Linked DNA regions of Homo sapiens: region 2 is linked to region 1. A link is a loop called in an ENCODE intact Hi-C map of the cell type or tissue named here. Cell type or tissue: breast epithelium. All regions are shown on one strand. Links, peaks and the distances in the headings refer to the core of each region. The heading gives the core; the rest is flanking DNA.

Region 1 (8,654 bases), core at 507-8,506:
CACAGTCTCACTCAGGGGCTGGCGCTGGCCCAGCCATTTTGACTGGGAAGTGCACTTTGGGGTCTAACCTGACTCTTTCCTGCTGCAAAAGGATACTGTTTTCTCCTGATCCCGTCATCCCAATGATGGATATTATGAACTAGAAGCCGGGTTGACAAATATAAGGTCAGACTAGCACATAATTAGATGGACTTCCTTGTGGGACTCAGCAATGACTCAGAAGGCAATTCCCAAAGCAGATCCGGCCATGTCCGGAGCCCTGGCAGCGCTGAGCCCCCATCATGACACCCTGGAGGGGTGGTGTGGATGGCAGTAGGTGAGCACGAGGCCATTGGTGCCAAGATCCATCTCTCTGCTTCACATGTACTCCTTGGAGATGGATTTTCATTTAAAACATAATTTTAAGAAATTTTGGATTTGCTAGAGATGGGGTCTGGACACACTCAGAAAGGACAGAATTGTTCTTAGTCTTAGCCCCCTTCCCCAGTTACTAATTATCACTGAGCTAACGATCAGTGAACATGACTGAGCTGCCCATTCAGCAGTTGGGATGAGCTGCCTTTAAACCTAGTTCAAAATCCACCCCAATTTGGGGAAAGCATCCTTTTGGTCTGAACAAGGCTGGTGAGTAGAACAGCCCATGGTGAAATGGTTTTCTCTCCTTGCTCCCCATTGGGATGAATGGCCCTTCCTTCCTCCCTGTCTCCTGGCCCAGCCCCTAGTGTGTTGGTTTGTTCCTGGGTGATGGGGAGGATTCTCCACTTCCCGGTCACCCCTGGGATGTGTTGCTCAGAAAAGTCCCCTCTTTCTGGCCTCTCCTGGCCGCTGCTTCCTGCTCCAGCTCTGATTCTTGCCTTCATTTCTGCATCTGGACAGCAGGCTGGGCCAAGCTTGCCAGTGGGGAGTGGTGGCTATGTGGGTGGGCTCTCAGGCAAGTGATTTTGCCTCCCTGAGCCTCAGTTTCCTCCACTGTAAAATGGAGATAATAAAGATGGTGCCTTCCATGAGAGAGATGCATTTAAGGCACTTAGAACAAGATTCAGACACAACGCAAGTGCTTATTAAATGAGAGCTGTTACTATTTCTGTTCCCTGTCTCGGGGACTGGCTGGGAGGCCTCATTCCAGGCCCAGGGGATCTGGCAGATCCCAGCCCAGGACTCCAGGAAGAGCAGGAAGGTGACAACAACCACATGGCTGCCAGTGGAGAGGCTTCTCTATGCTCTATGACCCACCCGGCCCTGCAGATAGAGAAGCCAGCAAGACCTGGGAGGTCCTGGCCCTCGTGAAGTTCACATTCTAGTAGCAAGAGGAAACAGACAGCTAACACATAAGCTCCTCAGTCCTGACCCACTGCCTCCTCCATGTATCACCGTCTGCCTTACTGCAAAGTTGATGTATCTGGTGTGCTCTCTCTCCAAACACCAGACTCCAAGCTTCCTGCGGGCACAGACTCAGACTTGCTCATGCTGCCTACCCAGCACCTGGTATAGTGCCTGGCACAGAGCAGGTGCTTCATAAATACTTGTTGAAGGAATGGATGGCTGCATGCAGGCAGGATGGCCTTGCAAGTCCTTCCTGGGGCATGGGATGGCCACACTCTGTGGCTTTCAGTCTCCTGACTCTGGGAGGCTCTTCCTTGCTGTAAAGTGGCAAGGCTGATCTATTCTCATTGCTCCTGGTCTGACTTTCAGCTGGGGCTGAAGTGCTTGACCAGATCCGCCTCCATGGCTGTAATTCCTCTCCCTGCCACCCAGCCTGCCCAGGGTGACAGAGGAGAGCCAGTGGCTTCCCTCTGCCTCTGCCTTCCCTCCAGCACTCTGAGTGGTAGACTCTGCCCTCTCCTCCCTGCATGCACCTCATAGCATTGGTGAATCCTGTGCCTGCCATTCTATGTGGAGTCTTGGTACCCAAAGGTGAATTCCCAAAAACAGACCTGGTTTCAACCCACCATTTACCCACATGTGACCTTGGCCGAGCCCCTTCATCACTCTGAGCCTCGGTTTTCTCATCTAGATAATGAATAGTAGCAATTCCAATCCCAAAGGATTGGTGTGAGGGTTAAGTCTGGAGACAGTGTCCCATGGTGGTTGAAAACCTCACCTTTGAGTATGTTAGAGGGGTTTCAAAAACAGGTGTGGACAATTCTTAGCTGCGTGACTTTGGGCAAGTGACAGTATTCTACTAAACATCAAGTTATTTCTATAGAATGGGATAATAGTAAAAATAATATTGAATCCATTATTTTTCTGTGATGATTAAAAGAGGTAAGGCATGGAAAGTTTATTAGTCCATTCTCACGCTGCTATAAGGACATACCTGAGACTGGATAACTTATAAAGAAAAAGAGATTTAATGGACTCACAGTTCCACATGGCTGGGGAGGCCTCACAATCATGGCGGAAGGTGAAGGAGGAGCAAAGGCACATCTCACATGGCAGCAGGCAAGAGAGCTTGTGCAGGGGAACTGCCCTTAATAAAACCGTCAGATCTCAGAGACTTATTCACTATCATGAGAACAGCACAAGGAAAACCCGCCCCCACGATTCAATTACCTCCCACCAGGTCCCTCCCACGACACATGGGGATTATGGGAGCTACAGTTCAAGATGAGATTTGGGCAGGGACACAACCAAACTGTATCAGAAAGCATTTGGTACTGTGCTTGGCACATAAACAGTTTACGCCTGTTGGTTCTTCTTTGTCTCTTTGGCTGGGCATTTAGTAGGTGCAAAAATAACAGTAAATACTTCAACTTGCTCTCTTTAGAAGTCAAGGCTTTTGTTGTTGTTGTTGTTGTTATGAAGATGAATATTGGGAAGATTTGAATTTGCCAATTTCTGCTGACCTAGGAGGTTTACTGTCCTGGGTGTGGCTCTCCTTCTGTAATTGTCAAAAGAGCTCTTCTCGTCAAATGATTATCGACAAGAGCAGAATCCTGTCAAACAGTGTTTAGAGTCCTTCCACACCTCTTATCTCACTGTGTCCTTCACTATCCCTATTTGACAGGAGAGAACATCAAAACCCAGAGAGGTTTGGCAAGTTGTCTGGGGTCACACAGCACATGGATACAAACAACACTTCCAGGCTCTTGTTAAGTGATCAGAGTGCCAGGCCACCAGCATCACCGTTATCACCATTACCATCCCCTGTATGTGAATGGGATGTTAAGGTCTTTCAGCTATTTCCATAACTCCATCTCTCATGATCCTTTCAACAGCCCTGTGAGCTGTGCCGGACAGGACCAATCACACGTTACTGCCGTTTTTCAAAGGGGAAAACCTGAGACTCAGAGGAGGCTCAGACAGGCCTAAGGTCACAAAGGGCCAGTGGCCTCATGACACCCAGCCTGGTGCTGTGGCCTCCCACGATGGTGTCGGCCTGGCTTCCCTGTGTCCCCCACCTCCCACTCTTCAGCTTCTTTCCCACCCATCCACCCACTCCCAAACTCCACTCTGAGAGGCCTCAGCTGGGAGCATTGAAGGGCTGGGCCCCTTTTATGAGACCTCAGAAACTGCATTATGGGCCTGAGACCCCCAAACACTAACATGCAATGATTTTTTCCTTCTCTAGAGGAGCAGAAAAGATTCATAGCTTGCGACTATTGACTCTGCTTTTAACCAAGTTGCGTAGAAGCAACGAGTGTCACTTCTAGGAAGATGGATGATGTCTCTGAAGCAGGGGATGAGAGCCCAGAGGTTTGCGACTTCCCTGGTAAAAGTTTTTTCTTGTTTAGAAATCACTTTGGGGTTCGAAAAATATGGATCCATTGGAGAACGTGGTGAAGCTTGTCATGGCGAGTTTTCAGTGAATTAAAGGAGCCGGAATTTAATGTCATTCTGGCCGCGTCATTTCTTCCCCAAGGAGGGCAATATACGAGGTCAGACCAGCTCCCTACACTGGGAACGTGCACTTGATCAAGTCCCTGACCAGCTCTGAGCCCTGGAACCCACTAGGCTTTTCCGAGGATTAAACGAGTTGATGTAGACAAAGCACTTGAAACCCTGCCCAGCACATAGCAGGCTCAAGGTCAATGTAAACCATTTATTATTACTATTCAGAGTATTCCTAGGACACCAGGTGGAGGGGAGGAGCCGTGCAGATAATATAGTTATATTTGAGTTTGGTGGAGGGAATAAAAGGAGAACAAATCTCTCCTGTCTCTGTTTCTGTCTCTCAGTGTCCTGACCCTTGCATCCCAATTGCATTAAAAAAAAACAAAACAAAACAAAAAAAAGAACAACAACAACAAAAAGCAAAACAGTAAGAATAGCAACAACAACAAAAGCAGAGCTCAGCTCAGGGAGGGGCCTCCATGTCTGGGCAGGTTCTCAGACAGAAGCCAGGGAGAAAACAGCCCAGAGGTGAAGCAGCAGTGCCAACACCAATTTCACAAACCAGCTGTTTCACCGGCCGTGGAATGTCATGGGTCTCTGGACTCCGGGCTGGGAGCCCATAGCTGGGGCCTGCAGTGCTGTGTTTAAACATCATGGGCTGTGATGGGCTTGTGTGCAGGGAGTGGAGGGTCTGGACACACTCAGGAAGTGTCATCTCTGAGCCTGGGGCACTCTATCTTGTCAGGAGAGACCTGAGCTGATGAGGCTTCCCCATTAGCTCCATCACCGGCTCCTCTGGCTTTGAGAGGGAGCGGCTGCATCTCCCCTCCAGGATCAAAGCCACCCCTCTCTTTCTTTCCTATTCCTGCCTTTTGTCTGCTCTTCTGTCTTGCCCAGAAATGATCTGCGGGAGAGCAGGGCTGTGTCAGGGAGTGGGGCTGAGGTGTCTACTCCAAGCTTTTGTGCTATCCAGACCCCTTCCTGCGCACCCGCACCTGCTGCCAGGCTGGGACAACCTCCTTCTGGATCCAAGGGCTCTCAGCCGGAGGGCACAGGGCCATGACAACGTGTCATTAGAATGACTTTCAGAAAGTGCCTATTATGTGCCAGGCACCTACCTGCAGTGTCTCTTTCAATTCTCCCAGTAGCCTGCTGAGGAAGGTGTGATGATCCCACTGTAGAGATGAGAAAACTGAGGCTCAGAGAGATAAAACAAATTGTCCCAAATCATAGTTTGAAAGAAACAGAGTCAGGATTTGAACCCAGCTATGTGTGATTCCATTCTTAACCACGACACTGCCACGTGCTTTATAAAATGGAAGGCGTGGCATGGTGGCACGCACCTGTAGTCCCAGCTACCTGGGAGGCTGAGGTGGGACAATCACTTGAGCTTAGGAGGCCAAGGCTGCAGTGAGCTATAAATGCACCACTGTACTTCAGCCTGGGCAACAGAGGGAGATCTTGTCTCTAAATAAATAAATTAGTTAAAATAAAATAAGATGGGGAATATTGAACAAATTTAGTTTTATTTTTAGTTAAAAAGAAAATCCCTCCCACTTCCCTTTTTAAAACAGATTTCAAAGTTTCCCCACTCGTTAATTTATTTGATCCTATGAGAAGGGCTGGGAAATTGCTTTCCCACTTTAGTGATGAGAAAGGTGAGGCCCAGAGAGGTGAAGTGGCCACCTGAGCCCCTGCTACTGGCTTCAAGGTGGTTGTGTCTCTGGGAGGAGCCATCAAGGTGCTCTGCCAGCAGAAGGAATGATTATCATAAACTCATTTCCCAAAGTATCATTCCCTTCCTTTCAGAGATTGGATTTCGGTCGTTAATACGGGCAGCATTCCCCAGCCTTCCATCCCCACCTCCAGTTTCTGAGCTTCCTCCCTCTACAGCAATTTAACCAAGTTATTCATTAACTGCTATGCACCCAGAAGGTATTTATGTCAACTGCGCATTTGGAAGTGTAGCAGCCTTTGAAGTGTGGGTAACAAGCTGATGACCTGCTTGGGGACCAGGTAGGATCTAGGAATCCTGCTTTGCCAGCCTCACCTTTCCGTGATCCTGAGTGTGCCAAAGATAATGGAAGCCTTGATAATGGAAGCCTCGTATCAGGCAGGGGATTGTCAGATAGGACTATTGTCATTCCCTCACTTTTACCTTTCAGTGGTTCCCCATCTTCTAACCAGCTGCCTGCCTGCCTTTCTGCCTTCCTTCCTGCCTGCCTTCCTGCCTGCCTTCTTGCCTTCTTCCCTCCCTCCCACCTTCTTCCCTCCCTCCCTTCTTTCCTTTCTTCTTCTGTCCCTCCCTTCTTTTTTCTTCCACCCATCCAGCCGTTTATTCTTCCATCCATCCATCCATCCATCCATCCATCCATCCATCCATCCATTCATCCATCCATCTTCATTCATTCATTATTTAATTCATTTAATGACGGCCTACCTTATACTGCTCTAATTTTCCTGTTTGCCAAAGCACTTATCACCTTTTAAACACACCCAAACAGTTATCTATCTGATATGATTTGGCTGTGTCCCCACCCAAATCTTATCTTGAATTGTAGCTCCCATAATCCCCATGTGTCATAGGAGGGACCCTGTAGGAGGCAATTGCATCATGGGGGCGGGTCTTTCCCATGCTCTTCTTGTGATAGTGAATAAGTCTCACGAGATCTGATGGTTTTATAAAGGGCAGTTTTGGGCCAGGCATGGTGGCTCATGCCTGTAATCCCAGCACTTTGGGAGGCTAAGGCGGGTGGATCACCTGAGGTTGGGAGTTTGAGACCAACCTGACCAACATAGAGAAACCCGTCTCTACTAAAAATACAAAATTAGCTGGGCGTGGTGGTGCATGCCTGTAATCCCAGCTACTCATGAGGCTGAGGCAGGAGAATCGCTTGAACCTGGGAGGTAGAGGTTGTGGTGAGCCAAGATTGCACCATTGCACTCCACCCTGGGCAAACAAGAGTGGAATTCTGTCTCAAAAATAAATAAATGAATGAAATAAGATAAAATAAAATAAAATAAAATAAAATAAAATAAAATAAAATAAAATAAAGGGCAGTTCCTGTGCACACGCTCTCTTGCCTCCCACCATGTAAGATGTGCCTTTGCTCTTTTGCCTTCTGTTTCCCATGCCATGTGGAATTGAGACTCCATTAAACCTCTTTCTCTTTATAAATTATCCAGTCTTGGGTATTTCTTCATAGCAGTATGAAAATGAACTAATTATCTATCTATCTATCTATCTATCTATCTATCTATCTATCATCTATCTATCATCATTACTTATTGTCATTCTCTCTTCACCACCATTTTCCCTATCACACTAAAATAAAAGAGCCACAAGGGCAAGAATCTTGGTGTTATTTACTTGTGTTCTAAGTGCCATCCAGGAGGTACTTAATAAATATTTGTTGAACGAGTAAATGAACACTACTATAATATTGAAGAAGACACAAATTTATAGGAATTAAGATAAACTGGAGTCTTGAAAGCATATAAAGAAATGCCATTGTCTATGCCCCTATAGATAATATTTCCTTCTATCTGCCTTTAATTCTTCTTATGAGGGAAAGTTTGAGATCACCCACCAGTAGGAAGAATTCAAGTTTTTTACCTGTCACCCTGAGTTCTCCAGTCCAACCCCTGCCATCCTCTCCTGTAATTCTGTAAAAGGTCCTCCACCCCACCTCACAGCTGGAGTTGGCTGCATGTTCCAAACACACTCTCAGGCATCTTTCCATACATCAGGCACTTTGCATGTTCTTTCTCCTTCAGGAGTCTCCTCCAATCCCTTGTCCATCTGGAAAACCTTCTGCCCACTATTTGAAACTGACTTCAGATTATACCTTCTTTGGGAAGTCTTCCCAGTCTTTGTTCTCCCCAGTTAGGGCAAAATTAGACTCACACTTTCCCCCTCCTCTACTGAAGAGCATGACAGGTGGTGAATTTGCTTATTTCTGTCTGTCTTGCCCATGAAATGAGAGCTCTTTGGACCAGGAACTCTTTCCTCTGCACCTAGAACAGAGTGGTATTTGTGGAATCATTTCTTTCTTTTTTTTCTTTCTTCTTTTCTTTTTTTTTTTTTTTTTGAGATGAAGTCTTGCTGTGTTGCCCAGGCTGGAGTGCAGTGGCACGATCTCCGCTCACTGCAAGCTCCGCCTCCCGGGTTCACGCCTTTCTTCTGCCTCAGCCTCCTGAGTAGCTGGGAGTACAGGTGCCCACCACGATGCCTAGCTAATATTTTATATTTTTAGTAGAGATGGGGTTTCACCATGTTAGCCCGGATGGTCTTGATCTCCTTACCTTGTGATCTGCCCACCTTGGCCTCCCAAAGTGCTGGGATTACAGGCGTGAGCCACCATGCCCAGCCAGAATCATTTCAATAATAACTATTTGTGGAATTATTATAACGTTGGTGGTTACCTACTATGTGTCAGTGACTATTCTAAGCACTTTGACATCAATACTCATAGTAACTCTGTAATATAGGAACTGTGATTATCTCATTTTTATAGATGAGAAAACAGACACAGAGAGATTGTGGTCATTTATCCAAGGTTATACAGTTAATAAATGATGGAGCCAGAAACAGAACCTTGGCAAGCTGGCTTTACAGCCTTTAAGCTGAATGTCTTTGTGGTATTGGACCACTCTTTCCACATGTCTGGGTCTCAGTTTTCCCATCCGTACAATGAATTGTTAGGGTGAGGTAATGTTTAAGAATTCTTTCAATGAGAACTCTCTTTGGATTCTCTTCTATCCATTCTCTTCTATGGAGACTATGATGTCTCCATAGTTAGCAGCCTCCTGCTTGTAGA
Region 2 (8,654 bases), core at 155-8,154, 270 kb after region 1:
AATCCAGTGGATTCTTGGAAAGGTGTCGTAACCTCTCCAAGGCTTGGTTTCTTCATCTGTGTAGAGGGGATGGGGATTTAAAAATTCAATGTGCTTAAAATGCTTGGCACACAGCAGTTTCTTAATCACTTGTAGACATTTCTCTGGCTCTTTGCAGAAAGATATTTTAAATAAAATTTCAGTTTTCAAGTGTATCTGATATTTTGCAATCCTTTGAAAATTTATAAAGATGATGTACACAGTATAATCTGTCTCGAAGTGAACACGGGGTTGACTGGACAATGCCATTTTCTGAGTGGCCATACCAGAGTAAGAGCCCACTGGAGATCAGAACTTGGGGGAGAGTGCCCAGAGCCAGCTCCAGGGAGTAGGACCTGCCCAAGTCATAAGTGGCAGCTCTGGGTCCTGCCTGCCTCTCTTCCTGAGATGCCATTTATAGCTGCCGGGACCCACATGGGCCCGTAGGGTGGCCCTGCCCATGCAGAGAGGGGAGCAGCTGTCATTGTAAGAACTGAGTGAGCCCAGGAGCCAGGCTCCCAGGGTGCCAAGGGATCGTCGTCATTCATCTCCCCCGTTTTTATTTTCTTCACTATAAAGCATAGAAAAACCACGTAGCCAGACCTTAAAAAATACAGACGGTCTCCAGATGAGTCTGTGATGTTAGGCAAGGCCTGCCAGGCGCTTTCTTAATGCTGTAATAAAACTGGCTGGGGAAAAACTCTAAAATTACGGAGGAGGCCGGCAGTATAAAATGTATGGGATCAAGAGAGAGAGAGAGAGCAGAGTATTGCAGCAGTTCCACACTGGGCCCCAGGTGGAACTGGGCTGGGTCATCCGATGGCAGAGTGACGCCACTTCTGTCACCACCCCCCTGGCCCTACTTTACTGCTGGGGTGTTTTGAGGATCTAATAAGGTCGTGGGAGTAATAGGCTTTGTTATTTACAAATAATTCGAATAAAAGGACAATAGGAAGACCTCTCCCCTGCCCCCTCTGCCCAGATGCCCCCCCAAAGCAAGACTTCTTGATGGTGGCAGGTTCCATGGGCCAGATGAGGGTGGCCCCCTGGGACTCTCTGTCTTTCTCCCCTGCCCATCTCACTGGTCCCCCTTCCCCAGCGGGCCTTGGACTGGGGTGCTTTGGTGCCCGTAAATGGGTTGAATGAATTAGGCCCATGTCCTTCTAAAGCAAACTTTTAAAAAATACTCAGTTTTGCAAGGCCCCCCGGTACATTAAACAGATAGAAGGGAGGGTGGCTCTGGTGAATAAAGAGTGGGTTGGGGCCCCTGCACCCATCAGTGGCGTGCCCTGAGTTCAAATACTGTCCCTGCCACTCACCACCCAGGGGATGTGTTTCAGTGTTTCGACCTCTCCCAGCCTCTATCGCATCATCTGTAAAATGAGGATAGTGCTAGAACTCACCTCTCATGGTGGAGATTCAGTAAGACAAAAGATGCACCTGGCTCAGAGTAAACTCCTCAGATATCCCCATTACAACAACGGCTACTGTGATTTGACTGCTGTTGGATACACGGACATCCAGGCGCCCCTCGGATCCTGGGCACCGGCTCTTGAAGTGCCCTCACAGAGGCCCTGTCAATCCAGGCATCCGACTCCACAGTTCTCAGCTTCCCAGCCCTGGTGACTCCACTGCCTCCTCTTTGGCCATCTGCATGTGCGTGATGGGAAGCTGTGCCTGTGCCTCTCCTCGGTGGCTGCGGTAATAGAGCCCAGAGTGAGCAGGTGGCAGCCCCCCTCCCCCTTCCCTGGTCTCCCTCCCTCCCTATCTCTCACCTCGGCTGCAAAGCTCCGACTTTATTTAATCGCTTCCATTGTCTGCTCCACGCCTGGTAATCTCAGCTGGGAACACATGTTAACAAATGGGCAAAGTTTTATCGGGAGCTCAGAGCCCCTCCCCGCTTCGTCAGATAAGGTGCTCTTGCTTGGGGGCTCACACTAGGGAAGCTGCTCCCGGCCCCCCCCTACCCCCGTGAGAATCCATCCCTAGGCAATTGCATTGTGTGAGCAGGGTAACAGGAGGGATGGGTAGGAGCGGGTCCAAGGGGGCTCTGGGGATCCAGACAAAGACCCCAAGCCCCTGCTCCTTCCCCACTCATGGGTTCTGCTGCTTCTCCTGCTGGCTGGAAGACCCTTGAGATTCTGCCCATTGTGGGACAGTGGGAAGGCTTGCCTTAGTTCTTGGTTCACATCCGGGCTCTTGCGTCTTCCCAACTGCATGATGGTCACTTCCATTCTCTGCATCTTGGTCACCTCGGTTATAAAATAAGAAACAAGCCTATCTGTCTCCTGACAAAGAGAGTTTAAGTGAGGTTATGTGAGTGAAATTATCTAGGGAAATGCCTGGGGCTTAGTAGGTAGACAGCGCCCCCCTTTGCTTCCTACCTGAATTAGTTTCCTAGGACTGCTGTAACAGTGACTTAAAACAGCAGAAGTTATTGTTTCACACTTCTGGAGGCTAGAAGTCCAAGATCGAGGTGTGGGTGGGCCACACTCCCTCTGATTCCTGCAGGGAATAATCCATCCTGGTGCCTTCCTAGCTGCTGGTGGCTGCTGCAATTCTTGGTGTTTGGTGTTCCTGGGCTTGTGCCTGCATCCCTCCGGTCTCTGCCTCTGCCATCACGTGGCCTGCTCCCTCTGTGTCTGCTTCTGTGTCCAAATTCCGCTCTTCTTATAAGAACATTATATTCAATTCGGGCCCTTCTTCATCTTAACTTGATTATGTCTGCAAAGACCCTATTTCCAAATGAGGCCACAGTTACAGGTGTAGGGCTTAGGATTTCAATGTATCTTTTAGAGGGATATAGCTCACCCTACAATGCTACCTTTTGGCTAAGTCTTCCTAACTTGAGTGGCCGGGATCCACGTTGCCCTTGGATCAGCCTCTGTCACTGAGCTGACCCTGCTTTGAGTTTCACGTGATTTATGTCGTTGATTTTACCCCAGCCCCATGAGGAGGGATAATGAGGAGGGGTCCACCTTTGCTCTTCTGCTGCGCTATCCTGTTCTGTGCTAGGGATGGATGTAAACAGATAATAGTGTTTACATGAGACAGGGGCCACACTAGGGAGATAAGCATTTATGGAAGCAAAGATAGTGTCCCTTTCTCACTAAGTGGAAGTGAAAATAGGAAGGCTCTCGAGAGACCCACTGAGCTGGTCCTGGAAGGGTAAAGAAGGCATTCTGGGTAGAGGAAGGAGCTTGAGCTGGGGACTGGAGGAAGGAGCGCCCCTGAGCTGTCTCAGCATGGGTGAGCAGCCCTGGGAGACTGAGTCAGGGACTGAGCGCGTGCTCAGGGAAGGATGGAGCTCCCTGGAGGTCAGGCTTTAAGGGCAGCCGGGCTGACACTCAGAATGGCCAGGCTAAGAAGTGCAGACTTGATTGTGCCAGCACTGGGGAGCCAGTGAAGATTGTGGAACTGAGACATGGTAGGAGCAGAATCGTGGCTCCAAGGGCTAATCCAGCAGCAAACACATTTCAAAGTTTTTGCTGAAGGAAAGCCTCACCACGGAGGGACACAACGAGCACTGGAATTTCAAGGAGCTGTGGAAGTCTATCATCCAGAAATTCCCCAGAGGAACCTCTAGCCTGGCTGGATGGACAGCACCCATGTCAACTCAGCCTCCTGGTCCTGATTCCTCCTTCACGCTGGTGAGGGACACCAGGCATGGCCCCAGGATATCTGGGAGCTGGGACCCACCTGCTCTCCCTTCTAAGGGAAATAGCAAGGAACAGGTATCTCTGGACTTTGCCTCCTCTGCCCTCTCATTGGGGTGTGTGTCGGGGGGTCTGTCCGTTACTGGCATCCCTCTCCCATCCCATGCCGAAGATTTTGACCTTTATAGCCAAGTCTGAGCTGTACTGATAGAACATCCACAAAGTCAACAGTGGGAAGGTTCCACAGGCCCAAGCATCCCTTCCTGTGCCTTACAAGTGGAATCATTTATTTCTGTCCTCTAATCTTGATTAAACCCATCTGAAAATAAGTTAGATATCAAATCTGTGATTTCAGTCCTCCCTCCGTTCCTGACCCTCTTCTCCCTCTAGTTGCCCCAAAAGTGGCCAGTTTTGTTCAGGAGAGCACCAAGCACTTGGAAAATTCCATTCCCAGCCTTCCCAGCTCATTTCTGCTTCCACGCACCCTGCTGCCTCCTGACAGTCTCACTTTTAACTCTATTTACATTCTGGAAAGTACATAAGATTTTTATCATGTACTTTCCTAATGTCAATTTTCCCCTGATGAGAATAAGGCTGTAAACACCCATATTTTCATAAGCCTGTTATAGTCCTCCATGTATTCAAAGTCGATGAGCAATGCAATCTCACATTCTCAGGGCTGGCTGGGACTGGCACAGGAGGACGGCTCAAGGCAAACTCTGGGAGCCAAACTCCTAGGTGTCTTCTTTGTCTTTCCTTGGGTTACCACCTTCATTACTTTTGGGGGCCCTTCTTTTATGCCTAAATCTGGGTGTTCCTTCTTTTTCACACTGCTATAAAGAAATACTCAAGACTAGGTAACTTATACAGGGAAGAAGTTTAATTGACTCACAGTTCCTCATGGCTGAGGAGGCCTCAGAAAACTTACAATCATGGCAGAAGGCCAAGGAGAAGCAAGCACCTTCTTCACAGGGTGGCAGGAGAAAGAGAGAGAGAGAGAGAGAGAGCCAAGGGGGAAGAGCTATTTGTGAAACCATCAGATCTCATGAGAACTCACTCACTATCATGAGAACAGTATGGGGGAAACCGGCCCCATAATCCCATCACCTCCCACCAGGTCCTTCCCTTGATACGTGGGGATTACAGGTTGAGATGAGACTTGGGTGGGGACACAAAGCCAAACCATATCAATCAGTATATCTATTTTTGGTTGGAACCATCAAAACCTGCTAGACTACTCTTAAGCTGTGGGAATGGACAAACACCAAAAATGGCATCCAGAGAAGGCACAGACTATGCATCCCCTAAACCTTGTTATCCCAGGGAAAGGTGCCATGGGCCTGGTCCATTAGACCCATCCCAGTCTTGGCTTTGGGTGAGGGACACCATTCGTGACACTCTACACACTTCTAAGGAAGTTGGGAGTGGCCAGGCTGCATCAGGCTAGCTGGGTAACACTGGGATTTGCAAGCCCCTGAGCCTCTGGGTGGTTGAGTGGGCTTTCTCTAGAGGACATCACAACTCAGTTACTGAGACGTTTTCTTATCAATCTAGTTTTACTGAAACCTCATGGTCCTTCCTGCTGAGCCCACTTGTTGCAAGGCTAGGTGGGGAAAGGCTCCAGGGATGCTGCAACAAGCAGGTCTTTGCCTCCTCAAGTCTAGGGACATGACTGGCTCCACCTCTGGCCCTTGATAACTAATTGTTTTTGTTTTGTTTTGTTTTGTGTTGTTTGAGACCGAGTCTCCCTCTGTCGCCAAGGCTGGAGTGCAGTGGCGCGATCTTGGCTCACTGTAGCCACCGCCATCCAGGTTCAAGCGATTCTTGTGCCTCAGCCTCCTCAGTAGCTGAGACTACAGGTGCATGCCGCCACACCTGGCTAGGTTTTGTATTTTTAGTAGAGACAGGGTTTCACCATGTTGGCCAGGTTGGCCTTGAACTCTTGACCTCAAGTGATCTGCCCGCCTCAGCTTCCCAAAGTGCTGGGATTACAGGCGTGAGCCACCGTGACCAGCCCCTTGATAACTAATTGTTAATGAATGAATGAATGACTGTTTGTATATCCTTGAATCTGAAGTCACTTCATTCACCAGAATGAGAGCAGCAGAGTCTGCTATGAAGGGGAACAGGTGGGGTGGGGGCGAGGGTGGTCAGAATCCTGCCTCCAGTATTAGTTCTTTCTAAGCCTGGGGTCAGCACATTTTCCTGTAAAGAGCTAGATGGTAAACATTTTAGGCTTTGTAGTCCACAGGGCAAAATCGAAACTGTTATGTGGGTATTTGTATATCATTTAAAATGTAACTATTTATAAATATGCAAATCATTCTTAGCTGGTGGGTCCTACAGAAACAGGCTGGCCAAGATTTGATCTGGGGCCATCGCTTGCCGAGAGCTGTTCTAAGCCTTGTTTCCTTTATCTGTAAGATGTGACCAACCTCTGTTTCTGAGGGTGGTTGTGGGTATTCCATACACCAGACAGAATGTGCCTGGCAGCGCTTAGCACATGGTAACACCATAATCCTAAAAGCCCTATGGGATGGAGGGCTTACTCCCAGGCACTCCTCTGAGAATATGAACTCATAAGCTCCTCTGACCCCATAACATAGGTACTGTTCGGTCTCCATTTTACAGATGAAGAAACTGAGCCTTAGAACGATGCAGTCATTTGCCCAAAGTTACATGTTGGTTAAATGGCAGAGCTGGGATTTGAACACAGGGACTCAGACTTCAGAGCCTGTGCTCGCAACTTCAGTGATCAGCAGCTGCAGTAGTCATTGTTGCTGCTGTTAATTATCCTTCTCAGGGATCCAAAGGAATCTAAAACGAGCCAGGACAGGAACACTGCCAGAAAATGGATGATACAAAAATCTTCCTTCTTTGAGTGTGGCGTGCGCTGCTTGGTTTTATTTGGCCACCAGTTCACCTCTTGGGTTACCATGGCTTGAATCTGTTGGTTTGACGTCTCTGAATGTGTGCTCAGAGGTGGAGGGGAGATGAAGGGGAGAGGGGCTAGAGAAGGCTAGGTCAAGTAGGAGGGCCATCCAGTTTACAAACACACAAGGCAGTGTGTGTCTGATCTCCCTTGGAGCATGACAGCTGGCTTCTCTCAGTCCTGGAAAGAGAGATTTAGGTTGGGCAGGAGCAGGAACTAGAGAAACATCCTGAGAATGGATCACATTCAATTCATGACCTGGTTTTAGCCCAGAGGCAGGGGGATGACTGAGTTGACCTTTCAGGGCTACATCCTGTCTTCCTGTTGGGCTTGGGAGTTTATGACTTGCAGAGAAAAACTACTCCATAGGTACAAATACCTTCCTTACAGTTCAGGTGTTCAAAACTCCCTTTTCGTTTTTTGTTTAAAATAAACTGATGTTGGACACACAGCCTCTGAGAGGATTTCCAAAAACTCCTGGAAAAGTTTTAGATCGTTATCATGTAGGACAGAGAGGGATTACATTTACATGTCAAAAGATGCAAAGGCCACAGAGTCCTGCTAAAAAGTTGATGGGGAGAGAGAGGAATGGGGGAGAGAAGAAAGATAAGAAGGGGAGAGAGAGAGAGAGAGAGAAAGAGAGAGGGAGAGGAGAGAGGAGGAGAGAGAGAATTCTGCAATATTAACCATGGCTTTCTCTGTGTAGTGGTTTATGGGAGAAGATTTTTGTTTTTTTATGATTACCTGGGTTATTTTTTATTTTCTACAATAAACATATATGATTCTTGAAATCACCAGAGAGAGATGTCATTAAAGATTAAAATATTGATAAGAGTGGGTCTGTGCCTCTTCTTCCAGAGCCAGGTAGGAGTAGGAAGCTACCTTTCCAGCGAGAAAAATCATCCTGTTTGTACAGGACACGTTTGTCATCCGGTGTTTCCTTGACTCCCTCTTATCTTGCTGACAAGGAGAAGGATGGAAAAGGGACTGTGATCGAGTGAGGCCCACGGAGCATGACTCAAACAACCCATTGTGAAGGAGGGTAATCGCAGAATCAGCTTTGGAAATCAAATAAAATGCCATGTCTTGTAGCCAAGAGACACTGCCCAAGCGTTTGATTTTAAGCTCAGCTGAAACCCTGGAGTCTGTCTTGAACTGGGAGGAGGACTGACTCAAGGTGGGACTAAGGTGATCTATATGAAGAATTCTAATAAAAATGTAGATTGGAATCAGACTTAGGAGAAATTGTGAATGATAACTGTCAGGGATTCGTGAGAAAGATTCAAAATTCTACCTACGGGGTTCTTTTAAATGCTTGCCCTGTATGATGATCTCTTTTAATGCTATGTTACAGAATGGTTGGGTTGATGTGTCATTTTCAAGAAGCAGTAGAAAGCACTTAACACTATGCCTACCTCATCATAGGCCTTATAAAATGTCAACAATTCCTGGATACTGTTTCTTCTGCTGGACACACTACAGTGAACAAAATAGACAAAACCCATCCCCTCATGGGGCTGACATTCTAGTCAAGGGGTAGATAAATTTTAAATATGGTGTCAGGCAAAGATGTAGTGCTGTAACAAATAAAGCAATTTTCAGGATAGAGAGAGAGGTTAGCTGGGAATTTTAGAGCATTTGAGACTGGGTAGTCAAGGCTTCTGTGGGTTATGACATTGAACAGAGACCAGAGCAAAGTGAACGAGCAAGCCATGTGCACAGCTGGCTCAAATGTGTTCTGGGGCTGGGTGCCGTGGCTCATGCCTGCAATCCCAGCACTTTGGGAGGCTAAGGTGGGAGTATTGCTTGAGCCCAGTAGTTCATGACTAGCCTGGGCAACATAATGACACCCTCATCTCTACAAGCAATAAAAAATTAATTGGGTGTGGTGGTGCATGCCTGTAATCCCAGCTACTGGGGAGGCTGAGGTGGGAGGATTGCTTGAGCCCACGAGTTCAAGGCTGCGGCGAGCCATGATCGCACCACTGCATTCTGGCCTAGGTAATAGAGTGAGACCCCGTCTCAAAAAAAAAAAAAAAAAGAGTGTT

Evidence for each region. A loop is a pair of places that touch in the nucleus more often than their neighbours do. Peaks named below come from ENCODE experiments on the same cell type or tissue, not always from the same donor. Only the 100,000 strongest peaks of a DNase experiment are listed, where the experiment ranks them.
Region 2: it touches region 1 in a loop (10-fold over the local background); 10 of 110 quality-filtered maps call a loop at or near these places.

The regions. Positions count from the first base shown.
Region 1 is chr1:17,929,677-17,938,330 of GRCh38, forward strand. No RefSeq gene overlaps it. Among named protein-coding and RNA genes, the nearest start is that of LINC01654, 130 kb to the right of the region's middle. In breast epithelium, for the core only: no CTCF peak of the experiment used is centred there; a DNase peak (open chromatin) is centred at 4,395.
Region 2 is chr1:18,197,919-18,206,572 of GRCh38, forward strand. The region is part of intron 1 of IGSF21 (immunoglobin superfamily member 21); the gene reads left to right. Among named protein-coding and RNA genes, the nearest start is that of IGSF21-AS1, 26 kb to the left of the region's middle. RefSeq lists enhancers at 1,336-1,836, 1,837-2,337, 3,006-3,506. In breast epithelium, for the core only: no CTCF peak of the experiment used is centred there; no DNase peak of the experiment used is centred there; H3K27ac peaks cover 2,342 bases; H3K27me3 peaks cover 2,572 bases.